Regions from separate parts of the Homo sapiens genome. Here region 2 is linked to region 1. A link is a loop called in an ENCODE intact Hi-C map of the cell type or tissue named here. Cell type or tissue: left lung. All regions are shown on one strand. Each heading gives the region's core, and the rest is flanking DNA. Links, peaks and the distances in the headings are about the cores only.

Region 1 (14,617 bases), core at 4,080-12,079:
TCTGACCTGACTCCAAAACCAACAGTTAGGGTCCACCAGGCCTGGGGCCCCTGGGCTCACCCAACTCTTCATATTTGGGAAAGGCCCCACGTATGAACCCCACACGTCCACACGTCCAGCAGCGTGTGGCTGGTTCAGTGTCACCGTGGCTGACTCAGCGGCTCACACACGCATCTGGGTGTTGCCGTGGAGGCATCTTCAGGTGTGATTGACACCCTTGCGTACAGTGCCTCAGCCCCTGGACACGGACGGCCCCTCCTCTCCACTGAAGGCGTTAAGGAAAGAGGCTGTGGTCCCCAGGAGAAGTGGACTCTGCCCCAGTGGCCTAGGCACTCCCGGGGCAGCGTCACCCTCCCTGGTCTCCAGCCTGCCCCCTCCCTGTGGTTGTGCACCTGAAGCCCACAGTCATCAGCCAGTCATTCAGAATCGATGGATTGATCTCTCTCTTCATATGTAGGTACCTGTATTCTCCCATAGGCTCTGCTTCCCTAGAGAGCCCTGACTAACACACATAGACCCACCCAAGTAATTCTGAGACCAGAAAAGCGAAGAACGGCACAGATTTTAAATTGATACATTCTAGTTTTTCTCCAACTGCTAACACACATCTTAATTCTTTTCTTTTTTTCCCCTTAAATTCTAGGGGGAACTTCTAATCAAATTTTAAATAAATAAAGCAAACAAACTCCTTCTAAGAAATAACACAGGAAGAGTTTTTCAAACTCCAAGCTACCAGATGTGCTCTGTGCTCCTCTTGCCCCAGCCTGCAGGGTCCCATGAGAAGCCAGCTGCCTGTCTGAGCCTGCGTGTTCAGCATCCCCAGAGAAGCCAGCTGCCTGTCTGAGCCTCTCCCTGGAGAGCTCTGCACTGCAGACGCCCTGGGAGCTAGCAGGACCTCTGGATCCTGACAGCAGAATTTCTGCACAGGTGTAGGTAAGGCTGAGAATGGGGCCCTTCCTCAGAGGGACTGCAATGTTGAGGTTGACAGCCCAGGCTCATGGGATCCAGTGGTTCAGGGACACCTGCCAACCTCATTTCTTTCTTCCCCCGAAACTCACACAGGTTTCTGGCCACAGGCGACAGAGTGAGACACTAGGGAACATTCTCTCAAGTCTGCTGGGAGCTCCCAACTTCCAACTCTGTAGCACCCACTCTTCTTCACAGCAGATGAGCAGTTAAGGAAACTAAGGGGTAAACCCCAGGACCACAGATAAACCCCAGGAACCCATGGAGTAACTCCCTAGGAACCACCGAGTGAACCATGGAGTAAAACTCAGGAACCACGGAGTAAACCCCCAGGAACCACGGAGTAAAACTCAGGAACCACGGAGTAAACCCCCAGGAACCATGGAGTAAACTCTCAGGAACCACGGAGTAAACCCCTCCCCCCAGGAACCACAGAGTAACCCCTCCCCCCAGGAACCACAGAGTTAAACCCCCGGGAACCATGGAGTAAACCCCCAGGAACCACAGAGTAAACCCCCAGGAACCAGAGTTAAACCCCCAGGAACCACAGAGTAAACCCCCAGGAACCACAGCATAAATCCCCAAGAACCATGGAGTAAACATCCAGGAACCACAGAGTAAACTCCCAGGAACCACAGAGTAACCCCTCCCCCCAGGAACCACAGAGTTAAACCCCCGGGAACCATGGAGTAAACCCCCAGGAACCACAGAGTAAACCCCCAGGAACCAGAGTTAAACCCCCAGGAACCACAGAGTAAACCCCCAGGAACCACAGCATAAATCCCCAAGAACCATGGAGTAAACCCCCAGGACCATGGAGTAAACATCCAGGAACCACAGAGTAAACTCCCAGGAACCACAGAGTAACCCCTCCCCCCAGGAACCACAGAGTTAAGCCCCCGGGAACCATGGAGTAAACCCCCAGGAACCACAGAGTAAACCCCCAGGAAACACAGCATAACCTCCCCCCAAAAACCACAGAGTAAACCCCGAGGAACCATGGAGTAAAGCCCCAGGAACCAGAGTAATCTCCCCAGGAACCACAGAGGTAAACCCCCAGAAACCACAGCATAAATCCCCAAGAACCACAGAGTAAACCCCCAGGAACCATGGAGCAAACCCCCAGGAACCACAGCATAAATCCCCAAGAACCAAGGAGTAAACCCCCAGGAACCACGGAGTAAACCCCCAGGAAACATGGAGTAACCCCCCCCCCAGGAACCACAGAGTTACACCGCCAGAAACCACAGAGTTAAACCCCAAAGAACCACGGAGTAAACCCCCAGGAACCACAGAACAAACCCCTAGGAGCCACGAAGTAAACCCCCAGTAACCACAGAGTTAAACCCTCAGGAATCACAGAGTAACCACCCAGGAACCACGGAATAAATACCCCTGGAACCATGGAGTAAACTCCCAGGAACCACGGAGTAAACACCCCAGGAACCATGGAGTAAACCCCCCAGGACCACAAAGTAAACCCCCAGGAACATGGAGTAAACCGCCAGGAACCATGGAATAAACCCCCAGGAACCACAGAGTAAACCCTGGGACCACGGGGTTAACCACTGAATGACAGGGCCCCCCTAGGGACAAGCCCTGCCCACGAGTAATCTCACAGGGGAAGGGAGGGCATGTTTCTTAGTAACGGGGCAGGAACTCATCTTCTGCTGTGATGCCACGTCCTCCCCTGCACTTCATGCCTGGCAAAGCTGCTGGGTGCAAGGAAGGTGATCTCTTTAAATTGTCCTTTTTATTAACTGCTCAAAACCTCCCCCACCAAGTCACTGTTCCCCATCCCCCACTGTCTCAAGTGGGAGTATTTTCTGCTGCTAACGACTTCCATGGAACACCCTGAATATTTTCTCTCCATCTCTGTGGAAGCAGGGCCCCTCCTCCATTGTTCTTCTGAGGAGCACATGAGCCTCATCTGATTTGCCATCTCTGAAATCCAATTATCAGCGTGCGTATATTAAGCTCCCACACATGCTGGCCTGGCACAAAGGCTGGCTGGGCCATCTGAGGGCCCCAGGCCTCCCCAGAGGAAGAGGGGAACATCCACCCTTTGCGTAAACCCAGAGCCCCAGGGTGGATGAGGATGGAGCACCATGGGGATGAAGTGGATCTGCCCCTGTGCCCCCCACGTCCCGTAAGCCCGCGTGTGACGGGGAGGACCACCCCCCACATCCCGTAAGCCCTCCTGTGATAGGGAGGACCGCCCCCCACATCCCGTAAGCCTGCGTGTGACGGGGAGGACTACCCCCCACATCCCATAAGCCCACGTGTGACAGGGAGGACCACCCCCACATCCCGTAAGCCTGCGTGTGACGGGGAGGACCGCCCCCCACATCCCGTAAGCCTGCGTGTGACAGGGAGGACCACCCCCCACATCCCGTAAGCCCACGTGTGACAGGGAGGACCACCCCCACATCCCGTAAGCCTGCGTGTGACGGGGAGGACTACCCCCCACATCCCGTAAGCCTGCGTGTGACAGGGAGGACCACCCTCCACATCCCATAAGCCCGCGTGTGACGGGGAGGACCACCCCCACATCCCGTAAGCCTGCGTGTGACGGGGAGGACCACCCCCCACATCCCGTAAGCCCACGTGTGACAGGGAGGACCACCCCCACATCCCGTAAGCCCTCGTGTGACGGGGAGGACCGCCCCCCACATCCCGTAAGCCTGCGTGTGACAGGGAGGACCACCCTCCACATCCCGTAAGCCTGCGTGTGACGGGAAGGACCACCCCCACATCTTACACCTCCGTGGGGCTCACAGGCAGGGAGGACACACCTGCCTGAGGGAGTCACCAGCCCCTCCCTCCACAAAGCCTCACTGTCTCCAAGGTCCCAAGTCAGAATGCAAACTTGGAGAAGCCGGGCCCCTCACAGCCAGAGCTTCAGACAGCCGGGCCCCAGCACCAGGGCGGCCCAAACCAGCCCTGGAGCCAGAGAAGAGGAAGGGGCTGATGGAACCACGTGTTGTCTCTCCTCTGGGGCCCTGAGGGGCAGCGGCTGAGGTTGAGGATGGAAGACAGCATGGGCCACCGAGGCTATGCTCTGGGCTGCACGTTCTTGGCACCCATGCGATTCCAAGTCTGTGTCTGTGTAGAGCCGCTTGGGGAGCACCTGCAGGCCCAGCGTCCCTGGAGATACCTCTGCCCCTGCGGGCCTCCTCCTTCTACCCCTGCGGGCCTCCAGTTCTGGGCTTGGCAAACTTCCCACGGGAGACCAGGAGGCCAGAGAGAAGCCCCCAGGACAGGGCTGTGGCCCTGGGGGCACGGTCCCTGCCATGATGGGGACGTCCCTGGGGCAGGGGCAGGAGGCTTGGGGAAGGATGAAGCTGCCTGTGGCACCAAGCAGACGCGCCTGCCTGCAGGAGTGACCACTGCAGGGTCGCTGGCAAAAGCTCCCGCCATCTGACCCTGGGGACCACATCTTCCCCCGTCACAGAAATGGAAAAGATGTTTCCAGGCCAGACCTCCAGCAGGGGCCTTGTGTTCCCAGGGAGCAGGGCCCCAGCTTTATATTCGAAGTGAGAGGGGAGACTGAGGTATGAGGTGCAGGGATCCCTCCACGAGGAGATGTTGTCAGGCCCTGGTCATCTCCACTGAGCCCAACAGCTGCTGTGTCCCGGGCATGGCTGAAGGTGGCTGACCCAAGCAGGCCCTGAACGCGAGGGACCCCCAGCAGCCCCACAGGCCCCTGGACCCCAGGGACCCCCAGACGCACCATCTCCATGAGTGCTGGTTCCTGCTCCCTCCTCGGGGTCCCTGGTGCAGGTCCCCAGGTGAGCTGAGAAGGTCGTGGCTCTCGGGCCCCGCTCAAACCTGAGCCCTCTCTGTCCTGGACGTGAGGGCAGAGTGTGCACAGGCCTCCCCCGGATGTCCCTCTAAGGAAGATCTTTTCCTGACAACGTCATGTGTCGGGAGAGGGTCCTCTTGTGGAATATCTGAAGACCTGTGTCATGTGTGACTTCAAAACTCACGACTCCCCACGTTCACCCTGCCCTTCCCCGCACAGAAACACATCACGGTGCCTGCTTTAATCTGCAGCTTCATCGGGCTGGGCCTGACACAGCTCTCTCTGCAGAGGCTGCTGTTAACTCACGCAAAAGGACCTGCCAGTCAGCCGGGCATGTGGGCAGTGCCTCCCACCCAGAAAGGAAGCCCACGTTTATCAGGACCAGGGTTCTCAACTGTGTCCCCGGGGGCACACGGCACGTCCAGGCAGGAGACACGGGACACGTCCGGAGAGTTTGGGTTGTCACACCGGCGGCTCTGATATGCCGCAGGCAGAGGCCAGGGCCCACCAGCACCCTCAGCACCTAGGGTGCCCCAGCACAGCGGTTGGCCAGCCCTGAATGCCTACAGTGCCGAGGTAAGAAACGTGGCCCGGTCTGTTTCACCCATGGCCACAGCACAGAGCTTCATGGCACAGAAGGCGGTCATGCCCAGGAGTGGAAATCGGACAGGCAGGCAGGGGCCACTGTCCTGCTCGCCCCCCACCATGGCCTCTCCCTCCGTCATCTCCAAGGTCAATAGCATCATGTCAGGATGAACCCTATGATGTCTCCACGTCTGCGGGTAAAATGGGGTTGGATTTTGGCAGATCCATATGGCTCCACCTAAATAACCTGGCCATGCCCACAGGATGTCCACCAGCAGACAAACGCAGGAGCCTCCACCACTGCAGCGGGGAGCTGCCCAGGCCTGTGCGGGGCCAGCCCCGGGGTCAGAAGAGCCAGCTGCCGGCAGAGCATGGTGGCGGGTCACCAGGGCCACCTGGCGCGGTCCCCGGCCATACTTGCAGGGAGGTTGTGCCCTGACGGCAGGGTTGTCACTGCCCCCCACCTCCCATCCCTAATCCAGAAGGTGAGGCGGCTGCAAGACCTCATCCCCTCCGACCCCAGCCCCATCCTGTCCATCCCACTGCCTGTGACCAGCGCGTCCAACTCCAGCAGGTGATGCTGGCCCTACCTGAAGGGGCAGAGGGTAGGACGAGCAGGTCGGGACGGGCTCGGGCGTCAGGCGGAAGCCTGCGTAGGCCAGGATCTGCTGGGCGGGGTTGTAGAGGGTCTGTGGTGGGACGGCTGGGCCATAGGCCAGCTGGGACAGAGGCACCTGCCATGGAGAGGAGACGGGTGGTCGGCGTGTACCCCCTAGTGGAGGGAAGGGCTGTCCAGCCTTCCTAGAAAGCCCAGCACCCTCGACCCCCGACTCTCAGGCTGGAACTAACCCCGGCCCGGCGTGCGTTTATACCCAGGCTGGAGCTAACGCCGGCCCGGCGTGCGTTTATACCCAGGCTGGAGCTAACCCCGGCCCGGCGTGCGTTTATACCCAGGCTGGAGCTAACCCCGGCCCGGCGTGCGTTTATACCCAGGCTGGAGCTAACCCCGGCCCGGCGTGCGTTTATACCCAGGCTGGAGCTAACCCCGGCCCGGCGTAGCTTTACACTGAGGTTCTCTACATCTTGGTCCCAGGGCCCCGCCACCTGCTAGTCACACTGGGTGACCGCTCGGCTCGGGCTCTCTTTTACTTTTTTGATTTTTTGGGGGGGGAGAAAAAAGCACTGGTTTCCTTCTCTCCGGGCCCCAAAGTCTGCTTTTTCGGCACAGAAGGGTGCAGGTGGGGAGGGCCCTCTCAGCACCGGGCTGATGGCTCTCGCTTCCCCAAGCCTGTGCCCCAACCAGCGTGGGGTTTCTGGGGAATGCGAACAAAACCAAAGTCTCCTGAGCTCCCGTCCACACTTTCACTGACTCACTCAGGCAGTTAAAATTCTCCAAAGAAGGTGCTGGCTCCAACTCAGGCCCCGGCCGGCCTCATCCCCTACAGAGGGAGGGGCCCATGGCTCACACAAGCTTCAGGGCTTCCCCGGGCCAGAAACGCGGGGACTGGGCCGAGGGCACCCGGGCTTCGCCTCCCTCCCCACCTTCACACAGGTGCCCCTCCACCTTCCCCAGCCCCCACCCCCAGGTTCAGCAGCACCCTGGAGGAAGCCAGGGGAAGATGGCAAAGGCGGGGAAGCCAGGCCAGAGCCGCTGCGAGGGGCTGGCCACGGTGACGACCCGGGGACACGGTGACAACCCGGGGACACGGTGAAAACCCCGGGACAGGGTGATGACCCCAGGCCTGAGGTGTCCTCAGACAACGGTGCTGCCCGCACCCCTGGGGCTGGGAGGGAGCCCCCTGCCCAGCGGGCACTGGAAGGTGGGAAGGGGCAGGGCCTTCTGGGCAGCTGGTCCTTGGTCCACATGTGCAGGAGGCCGTGCTTCTGCCTCAGACCCTGCAGAGAGCAGGGGGGCAGCCGAGGTGGGCCTGGGAGGTTGGATGGGCATGGAGGGTCGTGCTCCGTGAGGGAGGGGCAGGAGATTTGCAGTTCTGACAGGTAGAGGGGTGGGGAGGCCTCTGAGCTGGCGGTGGCCTGAGGATGGGGCCGGGGCGAGTGCACAGAAAGCAGAGAACACGGGGGCCACGGAGTCACACGCGGAGGAGGCCCCTGAGAGGCTGGCTCAGCCGCCCGCCCTTGCCGGCACGTTAAGTGCCTCCCACGCACCCATCACAAGTAATTTGCCCTCGTCTACGAAGGGCACGTCCAGCTTGGAATGTTAAGGAATGAAGGAAGCATCTTCATTCCTTAACAAAATGTTTAAATGGCAAAATCAGTTAAACTCACAAGAGGGCCTGCTTGGTGGGTGTGAAGGTTAGCAAGTCCTCTCCTTGCTCTGCAGCCCTGAGCTTTGGGTTCGAGGAAGACTTCCTGGAGCCGGTGTGGCTCTGCATTGCGGGCTGGCCCTGGAGGTATCACCTGTTCCTGATCCTGCACTCCAGCATTTTATCACGGGCTTTAATGAACACACGAGCCCCTTCCGGAAAACCCTGGACACCCCGGGCCTGTGTGGCGAGCATGGCGCCTGCACCAGACAAGCGTTTCTGTGTCCTGTCTACAATCCGGCTGCAGTTCCTCCTGGGACGGCCGCTGAGAGGAGACACTGAGCTGCCGAGGCAGAGAAGCTTGCACCGAGGAGACGCCAAAGGCGCCCGGAGCCCGCGAGATCCCGGCAGAGACCCTTCCCGACCCCAGACTCCCGCTCCCACCGCAGGGGCCGGCCGGCTGTCACCACAGAGCAAGGACCCCTGGGAGGTGCCTGTCTTGTGTTGGTGTGCGGGCGTCTGGGGGCCCAGGGTGGGGCTTGGGGGGCCACTGGGTGGGGAGCCAGAGGGCTGGACCTCGGGATGCCAGGGTCACTCTCAGCTTCACCAGTTTTGTCTGGAAGCACAAAAGTGTTGAGAAAAGGAGGAGCTGAGAAGCAGATGGCAGGAGGGTTCCCAGCTGAGCTAATTTTTAGTCATGGACAGCCTCTGGGACGAATAGGGCATGGAGAAGCCGCTCAGGAGTGTTTTCGCTGCCTCGCTGGGCCGGGTCTGGCCTGCATGATGTGCGTCTGCCTGGTGCTGCCAGGCCTCCTCATGTGGGTGCAAGAGGGGGCGCCCCTCGTCCCTGGGCTGCCGTTTGGATACTCTGGGGGTTGGGGCTCCCTCACTCCTGGCTGCCCATCCCTTACAGCTTCTCTGCAAGTTCAGGGGGCGGGGTTTGCTGGCCGCACACCACGAGAACATCTGGTTTGAAACAGGCGCCAGGAGAGGGCAGAGGAGGGAGAAGAGAGAGGACATCCGGCCCGGGCCAGTGATTTCCCTGTGGTTTCCCGGGCGAGGGCCGGCCTTTCCAGGATGGGTCCAGCCCACCTCCCGCGAGGGGCCCCTTCCCTCCCTCCTCCTGCCCAGGCCAATCCTGGCTGTATGGGTCTCGCCTCTGGGGTTTGCTAAGGCATCAGCTCAGCCCCAGCCCAGACCTGCCCATCTGAAGCCCCAGGCAGTTGCTAATGATGGGAGCTTAGTGCACAAGGGCTGGGCCTCCCTCTTGGAGCTGAACATTGTTTCTTGGGGACGGCTGTGCCCACCTCAGCGGGGAGGCAAGGATTAAATCAGGTGATTCTTGTGACAGGCTTGGGACAGGACGGCCCCGAGGTGAGTCGGTGCACGCCAGCTGTCACCCTGACACCCTGCTGACAGACGCATGGGCTTCAGTGCCCCATCTGTAAAGTGAGGGCTGGAGGCCCCCCAGCCCACCCCGGGGAAATGGACCCGGAGCCCCGGCTCCCAGTGAGCAGCGGGGGTCCCACCAAGGGGCCTCACCATGTCCTTGAAGGCCCCCAGGACGGCGGCGGTGATGATGCCCAGGAACAGGCCCAGGACGTTCAGAACTGCAGAGGCCCAGAGCAGGCGGTACAGGTGCAGCACGTCCTGGCAGCCGCTGACGCCGATGAACTCATAGTAGGCGGGCGAGGGCTCTGCGCTGCACAGAGAGGGCACCATGGCGTCACCGCACGAGGCAAGTGACCACCCGCAAGTTAAACTTGTGTCCTCTGGACCTGAGCCCTGCAGGGCTGGGGGAGGAAATCAGGGCTGGAGCCCAGTCAACGCCCATCCCTGCACTGCTCTGGGAGATCAAACCTATGTCTGATGGGATTGGCCTGTGAGGCTCCCCACCTGGGGCCCACAGTGGCAAAGAGCGGCAACTGGGCCTGGCGGGCCCGCCCCTCCGCCTCGATGGCCTGGCAGGACGGGTGTCTGGGCCCCGGCTGAGCCATCTCTGTCTTCACGCCAGGATGGGAAGGCCGTCGGGGTCACGGGCCCCTGTCCCAAGAGGGGGCCATGCCTGGGGCCTCAGAGGCCAGGCCAGGTTTAAACTCTCGCCCGACACACACGGGCTGTGTCCTCTTGGGCAGATCAACATTTCAGAGCCTCTGTCTTTTCATCTGTGAAATGGACTCAATGTCCTTTCCTCATGTAAACATCTAAGGAGTAAAGGAGACGATGTAGGTGCAGGGGTGTGGGGGGGGTGATGTCAGGAGCAGAAGGATGGAGGCCTCACCCCTGCAGGCACATACGGGGGTTCCCAGCGCCCCTCACCTCCCTCAGGTGTAGATATAGGGGTCCCCAGCGCCCCTCACCTCCCGCAGGTGTAGATACGGGGGTCCCCAGCGCCCCTCACCTCCCGCAGGTGTAGATATGGGGGTCCCCGGTGCCCCTCACCTCCCGCAGGCATAGAGGTCACAGCAGTAACAGGTGTTGCTTCTCACCTTCAGCTGGCACTTGCCGTCCAGGGAGTGACAGGTGACCTGGGGCAGAGAGGCCTTGTCAGGTCACATGCCGGTGCCCACCACCTCACCCACCCCACCAAGGGCAGGGCTGCCTCATGGGAGCTGGGAGCGGCCACTGAGGCCCAGCCAAGCAGCTGCCTCCCCCGACTTTCCCCCGACTCCAGACACAGAGGCTTGGGGGCTCGGGGGCCAGGACCCTTCCTGCAGGAGGGGTCAGGGGCACAGGCTGGTCCCAGAGGCCGGATAATCGGGGCTCAGAGGAGAGGCCTTGCTTCTCCATGATCCCAGGAGCAGAGGGAAATATCAGGGTGCGTGGGCAGAAGGACAGAGCCCAGGAGGCCTTCGGCGTGGGGTGCACAGAAGCCTGAGAGCCCGGAGGGCGGCAGAACAGGCCCCGTCCCAGGGCGCTCTCCCCCCAGGCTTGAGCACTGGCAGCCTCAGAAGAGACACCTGCCACCTCTGTGTGACAACCTTGAAAGCCCTGGCCAGGGGACACCCCCCAACACACACACACACACACACACACACACACACACACACACAGAGGACGCCTCCCCTGACACACACACACAGGACACCTCCACACACACACACACAGGATGCCTCCCCCCCACATACACACATGGCATGCCTCCCGCCTACCCCCCCCCACACACACACACAGGACACCTCCACACACACATACACATACACACACAGGACACCTCCCCCCTAAACACACACGGGACGCCTCCTGCCTACCCCCCCCCACACACACACACATAAACACACACACACACACGATGCCTCCCGGCAGCTGCTGGAGAGTCCCAGACAAGCTGGCAGGTGCTGGCCACTGAGAGGGCCTCCAGCTCCTCCTCCTCTGACACGCGTGCTGAGGATGAGAGGCTGCGTTTAGTTAAAGCCAGGAATCCACACAGGGCAGGTGCGAGACACACAGAGAGCGCCGTCACAGAGCTGTGCCCTCCGACGGTCCTGGCGAAGGCGGCGGCCGCCCGCGGGTCATTACTCCCCGCATCTCACTCACCTGGAAAGAGAAATGAGGTCACACTGCCGCTGTCGGTGGCTCAGGGAAATCCAGAAGTTTCTCGGACACTGTAAATGTATTATCCTTGCTTCTTATTGCAATAATTAAATTAGAAAAATGCTAATTGGAAGAGCCATACAGAACTGGACACGTGCACTCTGAGACTGTTGTGATTTAATGAAGCAAGTCCAGAACTCTGACTCCAGAGTGAAATACAGCACATCGAAATGTCAAGGTCCCAAACACAGGGGGCATCAACGGTTCACCAGCTGCAGGGGTGACCCCCAGGAACTATTAGAATCAAAATATTCAGACCACGCCTATGTGCAGGGAAAACCGCGTGGGGTCGGCGGGGTTAGCTGAGCAAAACCCACATGAATCTCAGTGCTCCTGCTCACCTCTGTCTGGTAGACATCGTACAAGTACCCCACCCCACTGGAGTAAAACTGGCATCTTCCCGTGGTGAGGGGCCTCGGTTCCTAGAGAAACAGATAAACACAGATGGAATAAAACAGGTGCCTCCAGGCGGGAGAGGCCAGAGGCAATTTCAGGCCTGTGGGTCTCAGGCTCAGGGCCTCAAGGACCAAGGCCAACACCAACTTGAGCCTCCCAGACACAGAACACAAGATGGGAGACTCCACGCTCCCTGCAGAGCAGCTGGGCTGCTGCATCCAGGAGGCCAGACAGCAGAAAGCCCCATGGGAGGGTACCTCGGGCCATGCATATTCTCCATCAGTCAACAAGGGCAGCAGAAGGGAGACAGGTGCTTGGCCTTTTGAGGGGCATCCCTACCACCCCACATCACAGGTGTTAGGCTCCTGCATCGTTTCATAAAAGAAAATATTGTCTCTTCTACTAGGAAGGTAGCAAGAAGGATTTCAGACCAATAAACTCATCCCTCCAACCATCCAATCATCCACCCACCCACCCAACCATCCATCCAATCATCCAATCAATCATCTGTGCATCCACCCATTCTTCCTTCCATCCTCTACATCTATCTATTCATTCATCCATAATGCATCCATCATCCATCCTTCCATTCATCCACATCCATCCATCCACCCATCTGTCATCCATACTTCATCCATCCATCCATCCATCCATGTATCCATCCATCCTTCCATCCATCCACCCATCATCCATCCATTATCCATCCTTCCATTCATCCACATCCATCCATCCACCCATCTGTCATCCATCCTTCCATCCATCCATCCATCATCCATTATCCCTCCTTCTATGTATCCATCCATCATCCATCCTTCTATCCATCCACATCCATCATCCATCCTTCCATTCATCCACATCCATCCATCCAACCATCATCCAACCATCCATCCATCATCCATCCATTATCCATCCTTCGATTCATCCACATCCACCCATCCATTCATCTGTCATCCATCCTTTTGTCCATCCATCATCCATCATCCATCCATTATCCATCCTTCTATTCATCCACATCCATCCATTCACCCATCTGTCATCCATACTTCCATCCTTCCATCTGTCCACCATCCATCCATCATCCGTTATCCATCCTCCTATCTATCCATCCATCATCCATCCTTCTATCCATCCACATCCATCACCCATCCTTCCATTCATCCACATCCATCCATCCATCCATCATCCATCCTTCTATCCATCCATCCATCATCCATACTTCCATTCATCCACATCCACCCATCCATCCATTCCTGTCATCCACCCATTATCCATCCTTCTATCCATCCATCCAACCATTCAGCCATACACCCATTTGTGGCCCTATCCAACTATCAATCCATCCGACCATCTGCAACATTCATGGAGCAGACACAGTGCCAAATGGTAAGGATAACGAGACACAGTTCTTGCCCTTAAGGGATTTATAGACTAGTGAAGAAGACAGACCCATAAACTGACCATTGCAAAGTGCTTATAATTGCTATGGTAGAGGACAGCAGGAAGTACCAAAACTAAAATGCCACAAAACTGCATCACCTGCAAATAAGCTAGGGTCACATTGCCCACGTTTAGTTTTATTAGTATTTCTCAAAGGCTCCTAGTTCTGAACCAAGAAAAGTATTAGAAACCACTAGTAACACTGCAACAGATGAGAATGAGAATCACTCATCGGTCCTTTGGGCCCCCACTGGTGAAGTACTATTATGGCCGGATGCGTTCTAGGTGACACAGCAATGGAGGAAGCAGACACAAGTCTCTGTCTCTGGGTGTTTATCTTCCCCTGAGGGGACAGACATGAGACCACAGGTAACAATGAGTAGCCCAAGGGGACAGAGGCTCCTTCCTGGAGAGAGGGCAGTGCACCCCAACCCCACGGACAGAGGCTCCTGCTGGGAGGGAGGGCGGTGTGCCGGAACCCCATGGGGACAGAGGCCTAGCAGCACGGTGTCCTCGGCCTCTCTCAACAGTTGGAAGGCACGCATCTCCCCATATGACGCCCTTAGAGCTGTAATTCACCATCTGTCTTCTTCCTCAGCAGCACACGAGGCAGTGCCACATTTTCCTCGATGGCATCTGAGCTCCAGTGAGTGCTGTCTGCGCATCCGTCCTAAAGTCAGCCCTGGGAGGCCCCGGCCAGGGGCCCTGCTTTGTTTCTAACCAAGAGGCTCCCACACTTGCCTAGATGCATGCCCCGCGTGGCCCTCCAGAATGGACAGGCGCCCGAGGTCCGGAACCTGGGGACACCCCCGACTGCGGTCAGAGACTGGACCCTGCTCCTCGGCGGGGCCACGGCCACGGGCGCCTGGAGCACAGTGGAAACCACCGTCTGGAAGCCATAGAATAGCAAGTCACCCAGCCACCCGCTGAGAAAGCTCCCATGACGCACCTCCGTGGGAGTGTGTGTGTGCGCGCGAGTGTGAGCATGTGGGCCGTGGTGTGTGCATGCGTGCGCACGCACGTGTGTTTTGTGAATGTGCTCCCACACTTGCCTTCATATAATGAAACCGTTGGGGCAGACAAAGGCCTAACACCAACCTTCAGTGCCTTTCAGTGTGATTTATGGAAAAAGAGGGAGAAACAATCACAGGTTTGGTCTGAGAGTTCATGACAAGCAATTCGGCTGCTCCCGGGGACCAGCTGACGCCCAGATGGCGAGAGCCCACCCAGGAGCCCAGCCAGGGAGGAGGGGGGATGGCGCAGCCCACCGGAGGCTGAGGACGCACCTCAGGAGGACACAGAAACGATTCCTTGGCCTGCGACTTTAGAGAAAACCTGTTCATTTAGAGGTGAAAAGAGCGTGGTGTGGTGTGTATGTGTGTGTGGTGTGTGCTCTGTGTGGTGTGTGTGCTGTGTGCTCTGTGTGGTGTGTGTAGTGTGTGTGGTGTGTGCTCTCTGTGGTGTGTGTGGTGTGTACTCTGTGTGGTGTGTGCTCTGTGTGGTGTGTGCTCTGTGTGGTGTGTGAGGTGTGTGCTCTGTGTGGTGTGAGGTGTGTACTCTGTGTGGTGTG
Region 2 (14,617 bases), core at 4,226-12,225, 140 kb before region 1:
GTGAGGTTCAGCGCTCCACTGAGGTTGAGGGGCGGAGCTCTTTTCTAAGTGTCTGCAGAAGCGGGACAAAGACAAGACATCTGGTTAAAAGGAAGTCCCTGGTGAGAGGCTGGTTTGGCAGTTTCTGGGCAGTGTCAGTTTCGTGGCCCAGTTCCCAGTGGGCTTCGGTGTGCTCACACAGGGTCCCAGGCACTGAAGCCGCCTCAGCCCAGGGCCTCCTGGTTAACTTTCTCATGTAGCTTTCCGAGTATATGTCCACCACTTGTTTTGGTCAAAGCCACTCATAAGTAATTTAACATTTTTGATGTCAAGAACAATAAATAGAAGTTTCCTCTTTGTGCCTCCCCAGTCACTGGGCTTCAGTCCCAGGAGGCAGGTGCCAGGCAGACGTTGGTCCCTTCTGCTAGTTTTGCCTGGTCTTGAACCGGTGCTGTGGGCTCTTCTGGGGCTGGTTCCTTTCATGCTGAGTCATGTCTATGTGACTCCTCAGTAGTTAGTTTTTTAAAAAATTGCCAGATATAAATGTGTGCTCAGGCAGGTTTTTGAGAACTCCACACCATCTCTTGGGAACGATGAGAAGTCCCCTGAGTCCCTGTGGCAGGACGTGGGCTTTTCATGGGTCAGCCTGAGCCCCGCTCCATGGCCCCGATGGGCGCTGGGGCAGCACCCTGGCTGGACATGGGCTCCTAGAGAGGGCAGTCAGTGCTCGGCAGGCCAGAATCATGGAGGAGGGGTCGGGAAAGCACTGCTGACCCCCAATCCCATGGATATGCTGTCATCCTCCCAATGGCCTGGCTGATGGGCCATGGTGGGTGTGGACCCCTGAGTGAGTGTCTGGGGGGAAGTGTCACGGGGTCAGCCTGTGTGCTTCCTGGGCTCCTTGTCTACATGGCTGCGCATCTGCTTGGCTGTGTGTCCGGGACCTGCTTGTGTCCACTACAGGCCTGGGCCCAAGGAATCTCGGGAGGTGGAAATGGACACCCGGGGCCGCAGAAGCTGCACAGGTGGGGCCAAGAACCAACCAAGCCTTGCTGCCAGCTCCCCGCTCCACCCACTGTGATGCCAGCTGCTTCTCACATCTGTGAAGCCTCACCCAGCCTTGGGCCATCATTTCAGGTAAATAAAAAGGCCTAATGGCCCCATCAGGCCCTGAGCTCCCTGCTTCCTGAGGAGCTGTCTTCTGCTGGAACTTGGAGGCCACGTGGGCAGAATGAAACTCCTGCTTCCGACAGCAGACGGCAGCAGTGACCTACTCCTGGCTGCCCTGCCCATCTGGAGCGGGTTCTGGGTCTTTTGGGCCCTTTGAGGTTGGTCCGCCCTCCTGCCCTGGCAGCAGCCAGTATTTTACTCCCAGTTGCTCCAGCCTCCCCCAACCCCCTTCCCCGTAAGTAACCTGCCCCGACGCTTGTCCTGGAGCCACGGTGTGGAAGATTCCAGCAGCATTGAGGAACCAAATTTTATATACAGCGTTTCCTCCAAGCACGCAGCTCTGATGTGCCTTTTCCAGGGCCAAAGGCCCCTTCAGGAATCTTCAGGCTTCCCGCTCCACCTCACCTTCTGTAGTGCTGCCAGGCTGACGACAGCCCCCGGGTCTGTGGCTGGCCCCTCTCTCCCAGAGCATCTTGGCCTGCAGTGCTGGCCACAGCCAGAGAGAGGGAAGAGACAGCCCCAGCAGTAACCACGGGTGCCTTCGGCCCACGCACCTGCCGGTCGGCCCCAAGGGTGCCAGGCCTTCCTCTCCTATCGCCGCTGTGGGGCTCCAAAGGGCAGCCAGGAGCCCCAGCTCTGCTGTGGCTTTGCTGTTCCCCAACTGTGAGACCCTCAGAGAGCTGCCGGGCGCAGGTTTCCTCCTCGGCCAGCGAGCAGTCAGACCAGGCTTCGGACCCCTCTACTGTTCCAGGGTGGAGGGGAGGACCCAGGAGACCCAATGGCCTGGATGCCAACAGCCAGCGTGGCCTGACGATGCCATAGGGCACAGGGACAGGCTCTCCGTCCTCTGCGGCCCCGTTCTGCTCCCACCCCAGTGCCCTCCTTTCACCCTGGGGTCCTCCCTGGACCAGCAGCTGCCACCCACAGCACACTGGGATATTTGTGCTGGCCTAGCTACTACCTGACACAGCTGACCACCTCACCCGGCTGACGACCCACACAGCCTCCTGGCCTGGGTCCTCCTGCGCCAGCATTGTGTGTCAAGTGTGTGTGTGGCTGGCATTCCTGTGTGCCGCGTGCAGAGCCTGCAGGACGCCCTTCAGTTCCCAGGATGCCCCACCACAGAGGGGGACTGGTCCCCCCGAGGGTCCTGGGAAACCCTGTTCCAACCACATGCCACATAGGTCCTGTTACGTGAGTTAGAGGGGTGCGTGTGCTTCTCAAGATGAGCTTTCATCAAGTTCTTCCTCCACGCGACGTTGGTCCAATTGGCCGGTGGGGAGTACAGTGCTAGGTGAGGGTCTCCGCTGGGGAGCTTGACACAGCGGGGCGCAAATAAAGCCGTCACCAATCCAAACCCGTTCTGCACTGATACCTCGTACAATAGCAATAAAAATGTGTCAGCAAGAACGCCAAATTCGGTTAGCGTTTTAAACGCGGCATTCACTCACGGTGAACGGGCAGCGGTGGGTTTACTGCCCTGCACTCCAGCCCACAGTGCGGTGAACTGGACCCTAAATCACAGTGAACGGGCGGCGGTGGGTTTACTGCCCTGCACTCCAGCCCACAGAGCACTGGACTCTAAACATGCACTGACCTCAAGGTGGTTCCCCTGGCTGACCTCCTGTCACATGGCCTGGATAAGACTGGCAATGGCCAGATCTTGTCACAATCTGAACAAAAGGGTCAATATGTAGAGAAACAGACTGACGATTCGACGCCTCCCAAGGGAGGAACAAAATGAGCTACATTTTCGTTTACTAGAGCACAGTATTAAGGGCCTTGACTTGGGAGTAGCTCAGATGAAGACTTGGTTTGTTTTTCTTTCCTTTCTTTCTTTCTTTCTTTCTTTCTTTCTTTCTTTCTTTCTTTCTTTCTTTCTTTCTTTCTTTCTTCTTTCTTTCTTTCTCTCTCTCTCTCTCTCTTTCTTTCTTTCTTTCTTTCTTTCTTTCTTTCTTTCTCAGATTCTCGCTCTGTCGCCCAGGCTGAGTGCAGTGGCGCAGTCTCGGCTCACTGCAATCTCTGCCTCCAGGGTTCACGCCATTCTCCTGCCTCAGCCTCCTGAGTAGCTGGGACTGCAGGGGCCCACCATCACACCTGACTAGTTTTTTGTATTTTTAGTAGAGATGGGGTTTCTCCATGTTAGCCAGGATGGTCTCTATCTCCTGACCTCGTGATCCGCCTGTCTTGGCCTCTTAAAGTGCTGGGAGAAGACCTGATGGTTTCAGTGGACCACAAGCCATGTGGTGTGGCCTGGGAGAGGGCACAAAGTAACCTGCCTGCTGTTCCCGGGAAGATGCCTCATCACACATCCGAGGGCCCATGAAACCCGGAACGGCCCACGCACAACTGGAGAGCCTGACACACACCTGGAGGGTCCTTCGCACACCTGCAGAGCCCGTCACACACCTGGAGGGCCCGTCACACACCTGGAGGACTCATCACACACCTGGAGGACTTGTCACACCTGGAGGATCCATCACACACCTGGAGGACTTGTCACACACCTGGAGGGCCCATCACACACCTGGAGGACTTGTCACACACCTGGAGGGCCCATCACACACCTGGAGGACTTGTCACACACCTGGAGGGCCCATCACACACCTGGAGGACTTGTCACACCTGGAGGATCCATCACACACCTGGAGGACTTGTCACACACCTGGAGGGCCCATCACACACCTGGAGGACTTGTCACACACCTGGAGGGCCCATCACACACCTGGAGGACTTGTCACACACCTGGAGGGCCCATCACACACCTGGAGGACTTGTCACACACCTGGAGGGCCCATCACACACCTGGAGGACTTGTCACACCTGGAGGATCCATCACACACCTGGAGGACTTGTCACACACCTGGAGGGCCCATCACACACCTGGAGGACTTGTCACACACCTGCAGAGCCCGTCACACACCTGGAGGGTCCAGCACACACCTGCAGGACTCATCACACACCTGGAGGGCCCGTCACACACCTGGAGGGCCCATCACACACCTACAGGGCCGCAAGGGGAACATTTCCAAGGCCATTGTCAGTGCGGTGTAAGGAGGACCTTTCTCCCCATCGGAGCAGGTAACCCAGCAAGGAAGCCCATCCAGCAGCAACCTGCCCTGGCACCTGGTCCTGGCAGGCAGCAGGATGGCCTCAGCAGAGCCGGGATCAGAATGGGGTGGCAGGGGGGTGCAAGCCCACTGGAGGGGGTCCCGGCAGTGAGGTGACCCTGGACATGGGGAGCTGGGCAGCTTCTCTGCATCCATCTCCAGGTGACCTGGAGGGGTCTGGAGCATCAGGGGAGGGGAAGGCAGCCTCCAGGACAAGATGAGCCCTGCCACCTGAGGGGCTTGTGTCTGGAGAAGGTTTCCAGCAGGAGGGGAGCAAGGTCACAACCTGGGGAGGGATCCATCCCGGGGTGACTGGGGTCTGTGAGGCCTTGGGGTGACCTGCAGCGTGCGTCTTGGGATGCACTTGTACCGCATTCCTTCCTGTCGGGATACTGAAGGTCCCGAGCCAGAGGAGAGGAGAGGCAGAGCAGCCCGTCAGTGATGACCAAACCTGCCCACGATGAGTGTGTGGAGGAGGCGCGCTCGTGGAGATGTGCCAGCCGGGTGCAGGGACTGCGGGCATTTGCTGAGAGCCTCCTCCACCAGGTGTTTCCATGGAATGTCTGGTAGGGCTCCCACCAGCCCTGGCCACAGGCCCTGCTGCCTTCCCTCACGTTGCAAGGGGCCATGCCTGACACTCGTCATCACCCACCAACAGAGCGTAAGCCAAAAATAAAACACTAAGGTTCCCAACCATCTGAGTGGACCTCGTCCTCACCAGAGCCCTCTTAAAATGTAACCCGAGAGGTGGTTTCCAGCCATGACGGGAACGGGGGTCAGACATGCCTCGTTCTACCTTTCCAGCATTAACGTCCACACAGACCTGAAGTCTGATGAGAAACATTTCACAGCCCTCTGAAGCTGCTACCTGAAGGCCTCCTCCACAAATAAGAACCTGGGTTTCCAGGATCCTGGATCTGAACTCAGGCATTCCTTTCTATTATTGATCCCAGGTCTTTAGATAAATGTAACCAATTGTCCACCGGAAAGTTTTTAAATCTTCCTATAACCTGAGAGTTCTGCTCCCCTGACTGCTTTGCATTGCCCTGCCTTTCTGAGCCGAACCAGCATATTTCTTAAATGTATTGCCTGAAGTCTCATTCTCCCTAAAATGCATAAAAGCAAGCTACTCTCTGACCACCCTGGACACATGTCCTCAGGCCCTCCTGAGGGCTGGGTCATGGCCCACGGTCACTTGTCTTGGGCTCAGAATGAATCTCCCCACATTTTACAGAGTTTGACTCTTTGTTGACAGGAGCCAACGCTGCTGTCTGACCCCGGCCCGGAGCTCTCCCCGAGCTCTCCTGTGGGAGGCAGCCATTTGCAGAAATGGAGCCGAGCCTCAGTGGGACTGTCAGGGCCCAGGGACCCGAGGGGCCAGCGCTCCCTGAGGGCAGGGCTCAGCATCCACCAAGCGGGCCTTAGAGAGCCATGGCCGCCGGCCATCTGCAGTGCTCGTGAGGGGCACTGACTGCTCCCACCTGGCTCCCACCTCACCTCCGGCGGGCACTGGGGCGCTGTGCCTTTCTCAGAGGCATCAGGGAGTCCAAGGAGACGCCAGAGGACCTGTGTCCCATCCTCAAGGTAAAGGGCACAGTAACTGGCTGACCGATCACCAACAGGCCGCCTCCGCTGCCTGGAGCCCGCTGGCCCAGGGGTTCCTACCGCGCCCTGCCGTCTCCCTCATCCTCCCTCACTGCATCCAGACACCCAGTCCCCTGGTTGCCCGTGCCCGCGTCAGCTCTGGCCATCCTTGTCCTGGGGGCTGGGCATGGATTTTGCTGTCTCGTGTTCTCAGGACTGTATGAAGTCCAGCCCATTTGGCAAGCATCCTGTGGAGGTAAGGCTGTCTCTCAGTGGCTCCTGAGCTGATGTGTCCAACTACAGGTCCAGGTGGTGTCTGCCGAGTCTCCTGGTCAAATCGCCGTCCTTCCTCTGTAGGGGATAATCGTCCTGGAGACACTGGGAGACCAAATCCTGATTCTCCTGGAACTTCTCTGATTTTGGCATCCATGGGGGTCTTGTCAGCAGCAATCAGTTCCGTGGACTTTGACTCGTGGTGATTTTCTGTTTCCCCATTTCCTCAGGCATTTATCCATCGAGGTTCTCCTGCAGGGAAGAGCAGTGGGTCCCTCCTCCCGGGCTGCGTGTTGACCCGGCCAGTGGCGACAGCAGCAGAACTCATATGCGTCTATTGTATTCTGTGGTTTGTGAAAAGTGTAGGTCAGTGACCACAGTAGTGGATTCTGTGGTTTGCAATCAGCACGGCCTCTGTGCGTTTTGTTGCTCATGCCACCATGATCGGCCTTTGGCAGCTCTTCATGTTGGCCCCTGTGACCTTCACAAGCTCTTACTTTTTAATTAATTAAATCTGGGGGTGAGCCTCCGGCTCTGGGCTCCACAGGACTTCAGCTCATTGCAAACTTCCCTGCTCTGGAGGAGCAATGAGTCAGCCGCCGGCAAGGACAGCCCATTTGGAGGTAAAGTGCTAAGGGGAGAGGAAGGCGGTGAGAGTAAAGCAGTGGCAGGAACTGCTCAGAGGACAGGTGACATGCGGAGGCCTAGGGCAGACCTCGTCCAGGGCGCTGGGCAGGTCCAGGCAGGTCCTCCAGGCCAGGGACCCTGCGCAGCTGCCTTCTGGGTGGGGAGAGTGGGGGCAGCACCCAGGGTGCCTGGCGTGCTGTGCTGAAGGCCACCTGCGAGGCTGGAACTGTGTCTCCATCTGACAGGCAGAGAAACAGCAGCAGCCCAGCCTGGGAAACGATGTCAACAGCTCCTGTTTCCAGCACGTTCCTGGGTCTCAGACGCCCAGCCTCACACACAGAGTCCCAGAGACCAGGGTATCGAATGCCCAGCCTCACACATGGAGTCCCAGAGGAGATCAGGGTCTCGAACGCTCAGCCTCACACATGGAGTCCCAGAGACCAGGATCTCGAACGCTCAGCCTCACACATGGAGTCCCAGAGACCAGGGTCTCGAACGCTCAGCCTCACACATGGAGTCCCAGAGACCAGGGTCTCGAACGCTCAGCCTCACACACGGAGTCCCAGAGGAGACCAGGATCTCGAACGCTCAGCCTCACACATGGAGTCCCAGAGACCAGGGTCTCGAACGCTCAGCCTCACACATGGAGTCCCAGAGACCAGGGTCTCGAACGCTCAGCCTCACACACGGAGTCCCAGAGGAGACCAGGATCTCGAACGCTCAGCCTCACACATGGAGTCCCAGAGACCAGGGTCTCGAACGCTCAGCCTCACACACGGAGTCCCAGAGGAGACCAGGATCTCGAACGCTCAGCCTCACACATGGAGTCCCAGAGACCAGGGTCTCGAACGCTCAGCCTCACACATGGAGTCCCAGAGACCAGGGTCTCGAACGCTCAGCCTCACACACGGAGTCCCAGAGGAGACCAGGATCTCGAACGCTCAGCCTCACACATGGAGTCCCAGAGACCAGGGTCTCGAACGCTCAGCCTCACACATGGAGTCCCAGAGACCAGGGTCTCGAACGCTCAGCCTCACACACGGAGTCCCAGAGGAGACCAGGATCTCGAACGCTCAGCCTCACACATGGAGTCCCAGAGACCAGGGTCTCGAACGCTCAGCCTCACACATGGAGTCCCAGAGACCAGGGTCTCGAACGCTCAGCCTCACACACGGAGTCCCAGAGGAGACCAGGATCTCGAACGCTCAGCCTCACACATGGAGTCCCAGAGACCAGGGTCTCGAACGCTCAGCCTCACACACGGAGTCCCAGAGGAGACCAGGATCTCGAACGCTCAGCCTCACACATGGAGTCCCAGAGACCAGGGTCTCGAACGCTCAGCCTCACACATGGAGTCCCAGAGACCAGGGTCTCGAACGCTCAGCCTCACACATGGAGTCCCAGAGACCAGGGTCTCGAATGCCCAGCCTCACACATGGAGTCCTAGAGGAGACCAGGGTCCCAGACGCCCATCCTCACGCAGAGCCCCATAGGAAACCAGCACCTGCGTCTTCTGTCTGGGTGGCACAGGGAAAGTGCTTCCCCTGGGAATACTCGGCTGGCATCCACCCCGCCAGTGTGTGCTGCAGGCTGGCTCATCTGGGGGTGGGGGGCTTGGCGGCAGCACCGCAGGGTCTAGGGGAGCCCACCTGGCTCTGGCCTCCTGCTCTTCGCTTCCGGGGAAACGGCCCAGGCCCCTGCTGCACACTCTTCCTTCCCCTCTTCAGTAGTAAGAGGAGCCAAATGCGGCTGACGGTGCATCTGAGGCCGAGGCGCAGCCCCCGCCCCTGGGGTGGACTTTGGCCGCATGGGCAGGGCCAGGCAGGCAGGTAGCCTCTTGGGGCCTCTGAGGTGGCCCGAATGCCTCCCCTGATCACGGCTGCCACCCGGGCATCCTGGTCCCCCTGCGTCAGAGCCCACACACATGACAGACAGGAGGCTCTGGCTCAGATGAGGCCAGCGGCACTTCCTTTCATCCTGCCTGGCACCCGGTTTCTTGATGACCCAGGCCAGTGTTTTTCACGCTGAATCGTGTTTGACTTAGAAGCACATGGGATGATCCCTTTGGCCTTCCCAGCACCTCCTGAGAAGTATTGTCATCAGACCTGTGAGCATGAGATGGCGCTGGGCCCAGAGAGGTCAGTGCCCTGGCCCAGGATACACAGCGCACAGGAGGTCACTGGGAGCCTGAGTGACAACATCTCCAGGGCTGGACAGCCTCCCTGTCAGGGGTGAGAAACGGGTCTGTGCCCATTTCACGGCTAAGAACCTGGAGCAGGTCCCCCTTCAGCCCAAAGCCCAGGAGGAGGCGGCTGCTTATTGCAAAAGGTGTGAACCAGGCTGAGTGGTGCCGCCCTCCCCATCCACGTGGTCCCCATCTTTCCCATCCACGTGGTCTCTGTCCTCCCCATCAACGTGGTCCCCGTTCCCCCCGTCCAGGTGGCCCCCATCTTCCCAGTTGGGTGATCCCCGTGTTCCCCGTTGGGTGGTCTGCGTCCTCCCCATCGGGTGGTCTCTGTCCTCCCCATCGGGTGGTCTGCATCCTCCCCATCGGGTGGTCTCTGTCCTCCCCATCGGGTGGTCCCCTTCTGGCTCTGGGTTGCCTGCATCTTGCAGCTCCACACTCCGGAACATGTGGCTTCTGGCATCACCGGGGCGGGGGGAAGGGGCCAGCTGCAGCCCTTGGCTGGAACGTGTCAGGCAGCCAAGCCTATGTGCAAAGGGCCGGGACCTGAAGGAGTGAGAAGCCGGACGCTGTTGTCCCTGACCCTGAGCTGAGCAAGTTCCACTGAGGCCACAGAGATGAGTCCGACCTGAATTCTGCCCTCCCGGAGTTTACAACAGGGTGAAAGGCACCTGGCGGGTCTGGAATGCCAGCTTGGAAGGGATCGTGGGAGGAGCTGGCTGAGGAAACGTGGGCCTGGGGTGGGGGTGGCTGGGTTCCCAGGGAGGCCGCAGGTGCTGTGGTGTGCACAGCAGGGCCTGAGCCTCCTGGGGCCAGGAGGCTTCCTGGGCGTGAGGCCCAAGCTGAGTTTTCCATAGGGATTGAGAGTGAGTGAAGGCTGTTTGGAAGGACGTGCTGGGCAGTGGGAAGTTTGAGCAAAACCTGGAGACAGGAAAGAGCTGTGTGTTGAGAGAAGCTACAGCTGGTGCAGTGTTTCTGGAATGGAAAGTTCACGGCGGACGTGTGGAAGGGAGCGACTCCCAGTGGTGGGCACAGCAAGGGCCCCTCCCAAAGACGTCGGAGGCTGAACCCCCAGGACGCTTGAACAGGGCAACCTTGCAGGGGGAACTAGGTTAGGAATCCCAAGTCGGGAGATAGCCTTGGATTATTCGGTGGGTGCTCCTGGAGTTTAGGGAGGATGGAGAGGCTGCTGGACCCAGCGTAAGGTCTGGGCTCCTTAGAGGCAGGTGGGCGGGTCAAAGAGAGAGCAATTTGAAGATGCTGGGTTTGAAGATGGGCCGTGGGCCAAGGCTGCTGCCGTCTCTGGAGGCTGAGAAAAGAAAGCAGTGGCTTCTCCACCAGGCTCCTGCCAGCCCTGCCTTCAGCACCCTGAGGCCCTTTTCACACTTTCCCCTCCAGGACTGTAAGATAATACATTTGAGCTGTTGGAAGCCACTAGGTTTGTGGTAATCTGTTAAAGCAGCAGATAGGAACCTCATAGACTCACTATTGAGAAAAGAAAAGCACTTTTATCTGAGGAGCAAGTCCTTTTAATTATTGGGTCCAGAGAGGCGTTCAGTTGAGGCCGCAACCACATCCCACTCCCCCTTTGAGCTGCATGTTCATCTTGTGAAAGGAAAATCATTCTCGGGACCCCAGATCGCTGAGCCTAAGAGAAAAGTCCAGCTGGGAACTGTGCCAGGCAAACCTGCCTCCCATTCTATTCCTGAGTAAGGGAACTACAAAGATTTTAAAAAGCTACACGCCTGCCTCACGATTTGCCCACAAAGAAATTCCTTGTGGACAAAGCACAGACAGAACTCAAAGTCACCCCACTGCTCCCGTGAGACAAACGCACACAGCTGATCACTTCCTCTGCCCTCATTTCACTGAGCCAGACTCAGGCATGAGTGACCATTCCTGTAAATTGTGCATTCCGTAAAAGGCTAATCAGAAACTCAGGAGTGCAACCGTTTGTCTCTTATCTACCTACGACCTGGAAGCCTCCTCCCTGCTTCCATCTGTCCCGCCTTTCCGGACCGAACCAGCGTTCATCCGATGTATGTTGATGTCTCATGTCTCCCTAAAATATGTAAAACCAAACTCTGCGCCGACCACCTCAGGCATGTTGTCAGGACCTCCGGAGGCTGTGTCACAGGTGCGTCCTGAACTTTGGCAAAATAAACTTCCTAAATTGACTGAGCCTTATCTCAGACGCCTTTTGGTTTACAACGCTACTGAGATGTTCATCTCACCTGCAGCTGTGTATGAGAAGAGGTCGTGGCTGCATCTGGATTCGGAAAGACCCCAGTGCTAATGATTGTTACCATAACCAAGGGAAAGGACTCTAACCTGTGCGGGTTTACGGCTGCCTTCTCGGCAAGCTTGAGATTGTAGGAGCCATACGTGGCCACGATGTGGACTGCACTCTGGCTGGTGGCTGTGGCGTGACCACGGTCACTGCACAGTCACTTGGATCCCTGGGAGGAGAGTCCTGTAGCCTCGGACCGGGGATGCCACAGGCATGAACCCACCTTTGCAAAAATTATAACAGTGGAAAAATTATGGCAGTGAAAGAGACCCGAGGTAACCAACTCCCATCTTGCCTTTAGCCTTCAAACTGCCCTTAATTATTCCTGGGCTTGGGCCAAGCTAACTCTGGGAGACATTTAGTTTATAGCTTAAATGATAATAACCCTTCCGCAAAACTCAACAGCCTTTGTAAAGCTATTGAGAGACCACTAGGCTACGAGGACGAGAGGAGCCTGAATTCTGCTAAAATGGAGACACAAAGGATTACCCCCCTTTATTCTGGAGCTCAAAATATGCAACTTCCCAACTACTCCCGCAGATAACGTCACTACGGTGGAACCTAAGACTGGCCTTTGAGATGTCTTTTCAGGTTTTTTGCAAGTCTGACAACTGATTTCCCCCCCTGGACCGGTCAGCCTCCCTGGTGCCACCCAGAAGCGACTCGGGGCACAAGGACCATTTCCCACACCCCGACGACTGCACCCCCAACCAGTCAGCAGCAAGCGCCCTTGCCTACCCACCCGACTCTCTTCCCCTAAACTAGCCTTGAGAGACCCTGGTCTCTGCATTTTCAGGGAGGCTGATGTGAGTAACAATAAAACTCTAGTGTCCTGTTTAGCCGGCTCTGCGTGTGTAAAACTGTTTCTCTATTGCAGCTCTCGCCACTGGCCAGGAAACGGTTTCCCCCTCCTCGGGCTGTGCTGGGAGGAAGGGTCTGAAGTGGCTTGTAATGTCGGAAGCAAAGTGGAGGACTTGCCCGGAAGAGGGAGGAAGGCCTTGGCTCCTTTGAGCCAGTGGGAATGGAAGGGAAGGCGGCCAGGATTTCCTCAAAAATATTTCCCCATAGCCGGTCAGCTCCCCACGGGGCCAATACCGCATCCTCACTCTGGGCGCAAGGACGGCCCCTTCCCAGAGCCCATTTAGAACTTGGATGAATGTTCTATCAACACTCATGGATGTTGCCTGGATGAATGGGCTCTATCCGGGCCTTGAGTAGGAAGAAGCCGCTGGCAGTTACTTGCTCACCCAGAGACTCCAAGCAGCCACACTCACCTGGGCTGATGACTCAATTGACTCCTGAGTTTCTCCGGCTCTTCATTGAGGTCTGTCTTTTCCACCTCCATCTTTGAGCCTCTGAACTTGATGAAAATCGGTTACATGTAGATGGCTTTTCTGTCCAATGCTAGAGAACTTTGAACTTAATGGAATCCTGCCGTCTTTTCATCAACTCAGTGCTAAACAACTCTAGATTTTAAAATGATATCCAGTGTGACTGCGTCCATTTCACATGGCACAAGGATTGTCTGTGATCACGATTCATAAAGCTGCTATTTTTTAGCTGACACTAGGCCCAAGCATGGCCCCTGGGGGCACAGGGCTGTTTATTTCTCTTTTAAAGCACCCTAATCTGGGAGGTGTATTTTGCCGGTGGCTGGCGGGCTGGGAGCAGAGAAAAGTTCAGTGTAAAAATGAAAATGCATTCCCGGCAGGAAAACTCCCACCCTAAGGGCACGTATGCAGTTTACCCCAAAACAATGGTTGCCGTGGGTAACCCGAGTGGTGTTGCCAGTGGCTGCCAGTTTGGCCCTTCCAGGGAGATGTCAAGAGACCCCTTCTACCAATCCCTTTCCTCATTAAAGAGGAAGAATGTTTGCTTTCTGGGAGATATTTAAGAGGACAATTTGAAATCCCACAAAAGCCAGGGTTGGTAGAATCAGGACTTGGCTCAGCCCAGCTCAGCCCCGCAGCAGCTACCCCGGGCTCTGTTTGTCCTGGCTTCCACCAGGGCCAGCGCTTCACAGCCGGAAGCAAACAGGCCAAGCATTTCTTGGTTAATAGCACAAGGGGGCCAGGCTTGCTGGAGAAGCAGCGGTCAGGGCCAGGGGCCCCTAACCTCTGCAGTCGCCCCTCCCAGTGGCTTTCCAGAGCTGTTTTCCACCTCTCCCTGAGGAGCTGAAGGGCGCCGGGGGCCGAGTCACTGCCACAGCCGCAGGGACCAAGCCCCATCCCAGCAAGGCTGAGGCCTCAGGAAGGCGGCCAGCCCAGGCCCTCTCGCCACTGGCCAGGAAACTGTTCCCCCCCTCGGGCTGTGCTGGGAGGAAGGGTCTGAAGTGGCTTGTAACGTCGGAAGCAAAATGGAGAACTTGCCCAGAAGAGGGAGGAATGCCTTGGCTCCTTTGAGCCAGTGGGAATGGAAGGGAAGAAGGCCAGGATTTCCTCAAAAATATTTCCCTGTAGCCAGTCAGCTCCCCACAGGGCCAATACCTCGTCCTCACTCCGGGTGCAAGGACAGCCCCTTCCCAGAGCCCGTTTAGAACTTGCTTCTCTTCAGACTACATTCCCTCCTGGCTGGATTCTGGAGACCATAACTGGGGCACCTACCAAGTGGGGCCCGTTAGAGGTGCTGGCGGAGTTCCCGTGTGACCCCATCAGGGTGGCTCACAGCACATCTCCGCAGCGACACGCTCAGGTCTGGTTTTCCAGTGTGTATGCGTGGAGCCCAGCAGTGGGGCCCAGATGGCGTGGTGAGGATCACCACTGAAAGGCAGGCCTCGAGCACTTGCCCAGAGTCCACTGTTTGGAGGGCAGTTCGATTCACCGTAGCCAATTAGCCCACAGCACACACAATCTTTCTTTTCCCATTGAGTTGTCTTGGCACCTTGGTTGGAAAGTAATTTACCATGTATGTGTGGGTCTATTTCCTTTATTTGAAAGTGATTTTTAAAAGGAAAATTGCAAGACCCCTTCTTCTAATTGTGGCCCCACACCCTTGCCCATGCATCCGACTCATCTCCATCCATCCTGTGTGTCTGGTAGTTTCATAAAAAGTCAAACACATACCTGCCATTATGACCCAGCGATTGTACTCCTGGGCATTTATCGCAGAGAAATTAAAATGTATAGTCACACAAACGATCATAGCAGCTTTATTTGGAACAGCGAAAACCTGGGAACAGCCCCATTGTCTGTCAGCAGGTGCGTGTCCGACGCATCGTGGTGCCTCCACACCACACAACGTGCTCAGCAACGGAGAGAAACAGACTCTGGGAGAAAACTCCATCTCAAAGGCTGCATTCCGCACTCCGTTCCCATAACACTCTTGAAAGGATGAGTGACGCCGGCGGGTGCTGTGGGTTAGAGAAGGGCCCCGCGGGGCACACCTCACACCTGTGGGGAT

The links. A loop is a pair of places that touch in the nucleus more often than their neighbours do. Peaks named below come from ENCODE experiments on the same cell type or tissue, not always from the same donor. Only the 100,000 strongest peaks of a DNase experiment are listed, where the experiment ranks them.
Region 2: it touches region 1 in a loop (2.0-fold over the local background); 70 of 110 quality-filtered maps call a loop at or near these places.

Annotation. Positions count from the first base shown.
Region 1 is chr13:113,796,358-113,810,974 of GRCh38, reverse strand. It overlaps TMEM255B (transmembrane protein 255B), which reads right to left. Exons shown (of 9, transcript NM_182614.4): 5 at 11,556-11,636; 6 at 10,063-10,148; 7 at 9,163-9,322; 8 at 5,947-6,090. Among named protein-coding and RNA genes, the nearest start is that of GAS6-AS1, 12 kb to the left of the region's middle. RefSeq lists enhancers at 6,677-7,235, 8,941-9,815. In left lung, for the core only: no CTCF peak of the experiment used is centred there; DNase peaks (open chromatin) are centred at 8,594, 9,234, 9,553, 10,226 and 6 weaker places.
Region 2 is chr13:113,934,033-113,948,649 of GRCh38, reverse strand. It overlaps a transcript of C13orf46 not described here. Among named protein-coding and RNA genes, the nearest start is that of SWINGN, 12 kb to the right of the region's middle. RefSeq lists enhancers at 11,675-12,156, 12,157-12,658. In left lung, for the core only: no CTCF peak of the experiment used is centred there; DNase peaks (open chromatin) are centred at 4,704, 5,759, 6,893, 8,382 and 1 weaker place; H3K27me3 peaks cover 1,865 bases.